Linked DNA regions of Homo sapiens: region 2 is linked to region 1. A link is a contact called in ENCODE Hi-C or POLR2A ChIA-PET data. All regions are on one chromosome and are shown on one strand. The core of a region is the stretch at or near the end of the contact, and the rest is flanking DNA. Distances in the headings are between cores, read along the strand shown.

Region 1 (2,962 bases), core at 81-2,580:
TAACAAATACGTTGAGAAAAGAAACGACAATTTCCATCTATATTGCGTCTCACAGAATTCACAGTACTTTTTCAGAAATCATCTTGTGCGATCCTCAAAGCCATCTAACATATATAGGAAAGTAATTGTAACCCACATTTTTAGAATGAGGAGACCTCAGGAGTAAAAGGCCTGGCCCATGATCGCAGGAATTGGGGATGGAACTCAGTTTTTCTGTCCCCAGATCTTTCTGTCCCCAAAGTTTGAGAAAAGACCTCAAACTTTTCTCCTACCCACGTTTGCTTCTCCAGGCAGACCTGAACATTGGGAAATATGGCATCTGGGTGATAGTTCCCTGACCTCAGCCACTTGTATCAGTGCCACTTTCTCCTGCCCTCACTCTTATCGCTAGACCAGATTTAAGGAACTTAGCATCTGTGGCCAGGATCCTCTCAGAAACTGAGGCAACAATGTCCCTTCATTGATAATGATACAAAGCCTTAATTCCTTTTAATGTCTCTATTTATTCAGGGCTTGGTGGACATACAGTAAGTAATACTAATAACAGTTAATAAATCCTAACTGATTGAAACGTGCCTAGCATTAGATAGGTTTGCTGTGTGTGGTTATGGGGGATGGACTTTGTGGTTATGGGGGCACCTGACCCAGGGGCTGAATGGAGCTGAAGTCCAGCCTACTGCTTCACTCAAGAGTCTTGCCTTTTGCACAGGGCTGTGCTCACCTGCGGATGGGGCACCTTTTATCTATGTATTATATATATGTATTTTATATATATACCTATATATTTTATATGTATACACATATATATTTTATATATACACACATATATGTTTTATATATATATATATATTTGATATATCAAATACATATATTTGAAAGGAGGGTTTCACTCTGTCACCAGGCTGCAGTGCAGTGGTGTAACCATGGCTCACTGCAGCCTCGAACTCCCAGGCTCAGAGAAAAAACAGAACTGTTTAAACCCTTTATGCTTGCAGATCTGAGTCAAGTTCCTCAGGCACGAGTTTCAAAGGTGATAGTTCACGCTTTATCACTCCTATTGCCCAAGAGAACCAGAGAACAAAACTGGTGCAGATTTTAAATGCAATAAGGAATTTTGACTTACATTTTATTTTAAAAATCAAAAGGATATGAAGAGACAGAACAAAGATCAGTTTCTTAATCCTGAGGAGTTGATAAGGCCAGGAACAACCAAGTTTTCCCCTCAGACCCGTTGGTCCCCTTCCTCCCGTCTCCATAATTAAATACTCTTCCTCCACAGCTGCTGTCGCAGTAACAGCTTGGGTCACGTGGCTGTCACCTTACAATCTGCTTGTGGAACTGCTTGTAATTCTCACACCAAGGCATAGTGACAGCTCATTTAGAATCAATCAAACATTTATTAATAGAGAGAAAACCAAGAGACACAGTCTCCTAATTGAAATTCCCTGGTTCCATGGCAAGGGCAAGAGCAGAGTGGGAAATAACTCACAGTTAGGGGGTTGGGAGACAAACTGTGTGGGGGAAAGAGACCACTTTGCAGAATTTGGACAGACCGAAGGGTCAAAGCCTGACTCTGCTACTTTCTAGCCATGTATTCCAAGCAAGTAATGAAACCTAGCTGAGTTTCAATTTCCTGTAAGAGGTTGTTGTGAGGCTTACAGATAATGAAAGTAAAAGGCCTGACCCCTAGGAAGGACTGGATAACTAGCTAGCATTGTAAGAGAGTTGTAAAGATGGTGTCTTAGCTCAGCTGTTATAACACGATACCATAGACTTGGGGGCTTAACAATAGAAATGTATTCCTCACTGTTCTGGAGGCTGGGAAGTCCAAGATCAAGGCCCTGGCAGGTTTGGTGTCTGATCAGGTCACTCTTCTTAGCTAGTAGACAGCTGTCTTCTCTTTATATCTTCACAAGGCAGAGGGACTGATGTCTCTTCTTTTAAAGGTGCTAATCCCATCCTAAGGACTCCACCTCATTAGACCTAATATGACCTAATTATGACCCATAGGTCATAGTAATATGACCTAATTACTACCCTAATATGAACCAATTACTACCCATAGGTCCCATCTCCTAATACCATCACATTGGGGATTAGAATTTCAACATATGAATTTTGAGTGAATGAAAACTTTCAGTCTATAGCAGATGGAAAATAGAGTAACAAAAAATCCTGATTCAAGTTTGACTGCTAAAGAAATGGGATTATTTAGCCTTGAAGTTATTTTCAAGCAGCACTTTTAAGCACAGAAGATATCAGTGGTACAGGCAGAAAACAGGAAAAGGCAGAGTAGTAGAAAGATGTAAGGAAGAACTCATGAGAATGAGTTTTGTTTTTTTACCAGACATGTAACTAGGGGAACGCCTTGCAATATCGTCTCTGTTGTTCTTTTGTCCATTGTGTGATCTCATCTTTATGACATAGGGGGTCCTATTAGGAGTCCATGCTGGGTGCAGTAGCTCACGCCTGTCATCCCAACACTTTGGGAGGCCAAGGTGGATGGATCACTTGAGCTCGTGAGTTCAAGACCAACCTGGGCAACATGGCAAAACCCTGTTTCTATAAAAAAAAAATACAAAACTTAGCTGGGTGTGGTGGTCCACACCTGTCGTCCCAGCTACTCAGGAGGCTGAGGTGGGAGAATGGCTTGAACCCAGGAGGAAGAGGTTACAGTGACCCAAGGTCATGCCACTGCACTCCAGCCTGGGCAACAGAGCCAGACCCTGTCTCAAAAAAACAAAAAAAAAAACACAAAAACAAACAAACAAAAAAAAAGCAAAAGCAAAAAAAGAAGCCCAACAATAGCTTGTACAGTGTCTGGTGTCTACCAAGCCCTTGTGACGTAGTAGTTAAACAAATTCAATTATTCAATGGATCTAACGATCTTATAATAACACTTAGACTTTATGAAAAAGGGAGAAACTGATGCTAACACCCAGTTTTTTCTCTCTATGTCCTA
Region 2 (2,908 bases), core at 131-2,630, 150 kb after region 1:
TTTTTGTAATTTTAGTAGAGATGGGGTTTCACCACGTTGGCCAAGCTCGTCTGGAACTCCTGGCTTCAAGTGATCTGCCTGCCTTGGCCTCCCAAAGTGCTGGGATTACAGGCATGAGCCCCGGGCGAGAAAAATGTATTTCTTAATGTGAGTCTGTTGAAAACAGTTTGAAAGTGCTTGCTGTACTGTTCTAGCGTCCAAAGCAGCCTGACTCTACTTTGGACCACAGCTACTAAGATTCTTCAAATTCAAATATATATTTCAAGACGAAGGCATCTCTGGATGCTAACCCAAATACTAAAATAAACAAGCAGCTGGGCGCCATGGCTCACGCCTGGAATCCCAGCACTTTGGGAAGCTAAGGCGGGTGGATCACCTGAGGTCAGGAGTTCGAGACCAGCCTGACCAACATGGTAAAACCCCGTCTCTACTAAAAATACAAAATTAGCTGGTGTGGTGGTGAATGCCTGTAATCCCGGCTACTTGAGAGGCTGAGACAGGAGAATCGCTTGAACCCAGGAGGCGGAGGTTGCAATGAGTGGAGATTACGCCACTGCACTCCAGCCTGGGCAACAAGAGTGAAACTCCATCTCAAAAATAAATAAATAAAATAAACAAGAAAGAAATTCCAAAGCTCTCAGGCCAAAAAGGTCACCCACCTGTCAAAGCCCACAAAACCCCAAAGTTCCTAAAAATTACCCAGTGCTTCACTGTCTTGTAGGTTTTGCCTCTCTTCATTCTCCTAGAAAGTACAAACTGACTTCATTGTAGGTGATTATGCATCTGGGGGAAATATGGACAAATCAGAAAGAAAGAGAAACATTAACAGAGCACCTAGTAAGTGTTCCAAGCTTACCTGCCTTATCTCCAGGTGTAAGGCCCCCTTACTTTCAGTCTTTGAATGGAGACAAACTCTACAGCTTCCAGTTTTTTCCTGTTGTGAACGCATTTCCTTCTTTTCCAACTATCCCAGCAATTTTGCATTACTAAGTCAGCTCTATCACCTGCCAAGAAACCTACCCTTCCAGCTGGGCATGGTGGCTCACACCTGTAATCCCAGCACTTTGGGAGGCCGAGGCGGGCAGATCACCTGAAGTCAGGAGTTCGAGACCAGCCTGACCAACGTGGAGAAACCCCATCTCTTCTAAAAATACAAAATTAGCTGGGCCTGGTGGCACATGCCTGTAATCCCAGCTACTCAGGAGGCTGAGGCAGGAGAATCACTTGAACCCGGGAGGCGGAGGTTGTGGTGAGCCAAGATCATGCCATTGCACCCCAGCCTGGGCAAAAAGAGTGAAACTCCGTCTCAAAGAAAAAAAAAAAAGAAACAAAACGAAACCTACCCTACAGAGTACAACAGGATGTGGGGCCAACAACACCCTACAAACATTTTTCTGTTTTGTTTTGTCTTGTTTTGAGGCAGAGTCTCACTCTGTCCCTAGGCTGGAGTGCAGTGGCATGATCTTGGCTCACTGGAACCTCTGCCTCCTGGGTTCCAGCGATTCTTCTGCCTCAGCCTCTTTAGTAGCTGGGACTACAGGCATATGCCACCACACCCAGCTAATTTTTGTATTTTTAGTAGAGACAGGGTTTCACCATATTGGCCAGGATGGTCTCGATCTCTTGACCTCGTGATCCACCCGCCTCGGCATCCCAAAGTACTGGGATTACAGGCATGAGCCACTGCACCGAGCCGCAAATATTTATTTATTTCATTTTATTTTTTTGAGACAGAATCTTGTTATGTTGCCCAGGCTGGAGTGCAGTGGCATAATCTCCACTCACTGCAATCTCTGCCTCCCAGGTTCAAGTGATTCTGCTGCCTCAGCCTCCTGAGTAGCTGGGTTTACAGGCGCACACCACCACACCTAGTTTTTTCTTTCTTTCTTTTTTTTTTTGAGACGGAGTTTCGCTCTTGTTGCTCAGACTGCAGTGCAATGCCGTGATCTTGGCTCATTGCAACCTCCGCCTCCCGGGTTCAAGCAATTCTCCTGCCTCAGCCTCCCGAGTAGCTGGGATTATAGGCATGCGCCATCACGCCCGGCTAATTTTGTATTTTTAGTAGAGACGGGGTTTCACCATGTTGGTCAGGCTGGTCTTGAACTCCCAACCTCAGGTGATCTGCCCACCTCGGCCTCCCAAAGGACTGGGATTATAGGCGTGAGCCACCACGTCAGGCCACCTGTCTAATTTTTGTATTTTTTAGTAGAGACAGGGTTTCACCATGTTGGCCAGGCTGGTCTCAAACTCCTGACTTCAAGTGATCTGCTTGCCTTGGCGTCCCAAAATGCTGGGATTACAGTTGTGAGCCACCGCACCCAGTTACATTTTTTTCTTTTTTTAAATTTTATTTGTTGAGACAGGGTCTCACTCTGTCACCCAGGCTGGAGTACAGTGGCGCAGTCTTGGCTCACTATAGCCTCAACCTCCTGGGCTCAAGCAAACCACCAGCCTTGGTCTCCCAAAGTGCTTGGATTACAGGCGTGAACCACCACGCATCTGGCCCCCACAAATATTTAGAACAAACAAGTACCACATCCAGGAGAAGGGCTGTGATCCTAGCTCTTCCCCATCTGTGCCTAAAGCAGAGGGCTTTCCCTTGAGTGCTAGGAACCCCATGGAATTATCTGCAAAATAATATGTGAGTTTTTTCTGGGTCAGAGTTCATAGGTTTTATCTGATTGAGAGAACCTTCTCAGGAAAGGCTCTGAAGAGCTGTGGAGCAACACGTGATCAAAGGCAGGGTTGAGGGCTTGAGTGAAACAATTTGGAACAGCTGCAGCTGAAATGTGCCTGGGAGATGCCCATATGCTTGCATGCCTTTTTTAGTGCCCTTCTGTGTAGCTGGAATGCTCCCTCCAGGCCTTTTCTCCTTGCCTCTCAAAGCCTAGCTCAAATGCCACCAACT

What was found. A loop is a pair of places that touch in the nucleus more often than their neighbours do. ChIA-PET counts read pairs that join two places held with the same protein, here RNA polymerase II (POLR2A). Pooled maps may share reads with other maps.
Region 2: a pooled map shows a loop between it and region 1 (3-fold over the local background). The contact joins two enhancer-like sites. A Hi-C loop is called at or near these places in 7 of 50 pooled maps. POLR2A ChIA-PET finds 5 or more read pairs at or near these places in 5 of 52 experiments (AG04450, H1, activated T-cell and 2 more).

The regions. Positions count from the first base shown.
Region 1 is chr11:123,232,184-123,235,145 of GRCh38, reverse strand. No RefSeq gene overlaps it. Among named protein-coding and RNA genes, the nearest start is that of CLMP, 38 kb to the right of the region's middle. Within about 2 kb of position 1,330, at least 2 of the 41 ENCODE cell types and tissues checked have a DNase peak (open chromatin) inside an H3K27ac peak, as active enhancers do.
Region 2 is chr11:123,086,328-123,089,235 of GRCh38, reverse strand. All of the region lies in intron 2 of CLMP (CXADR like cell adhesion molecule), which reads left to right. Among named protein-coding and RNA genes, the nearest start is that of HSPA8, 26 kb to the right of the region's middle. Within about 2 kb of position 1,380, at least 3 of the 41 ENCODE cell types and tissues checked have a DNase peak (open chromatin) inside an H3K27ac peak, as active enhancers do.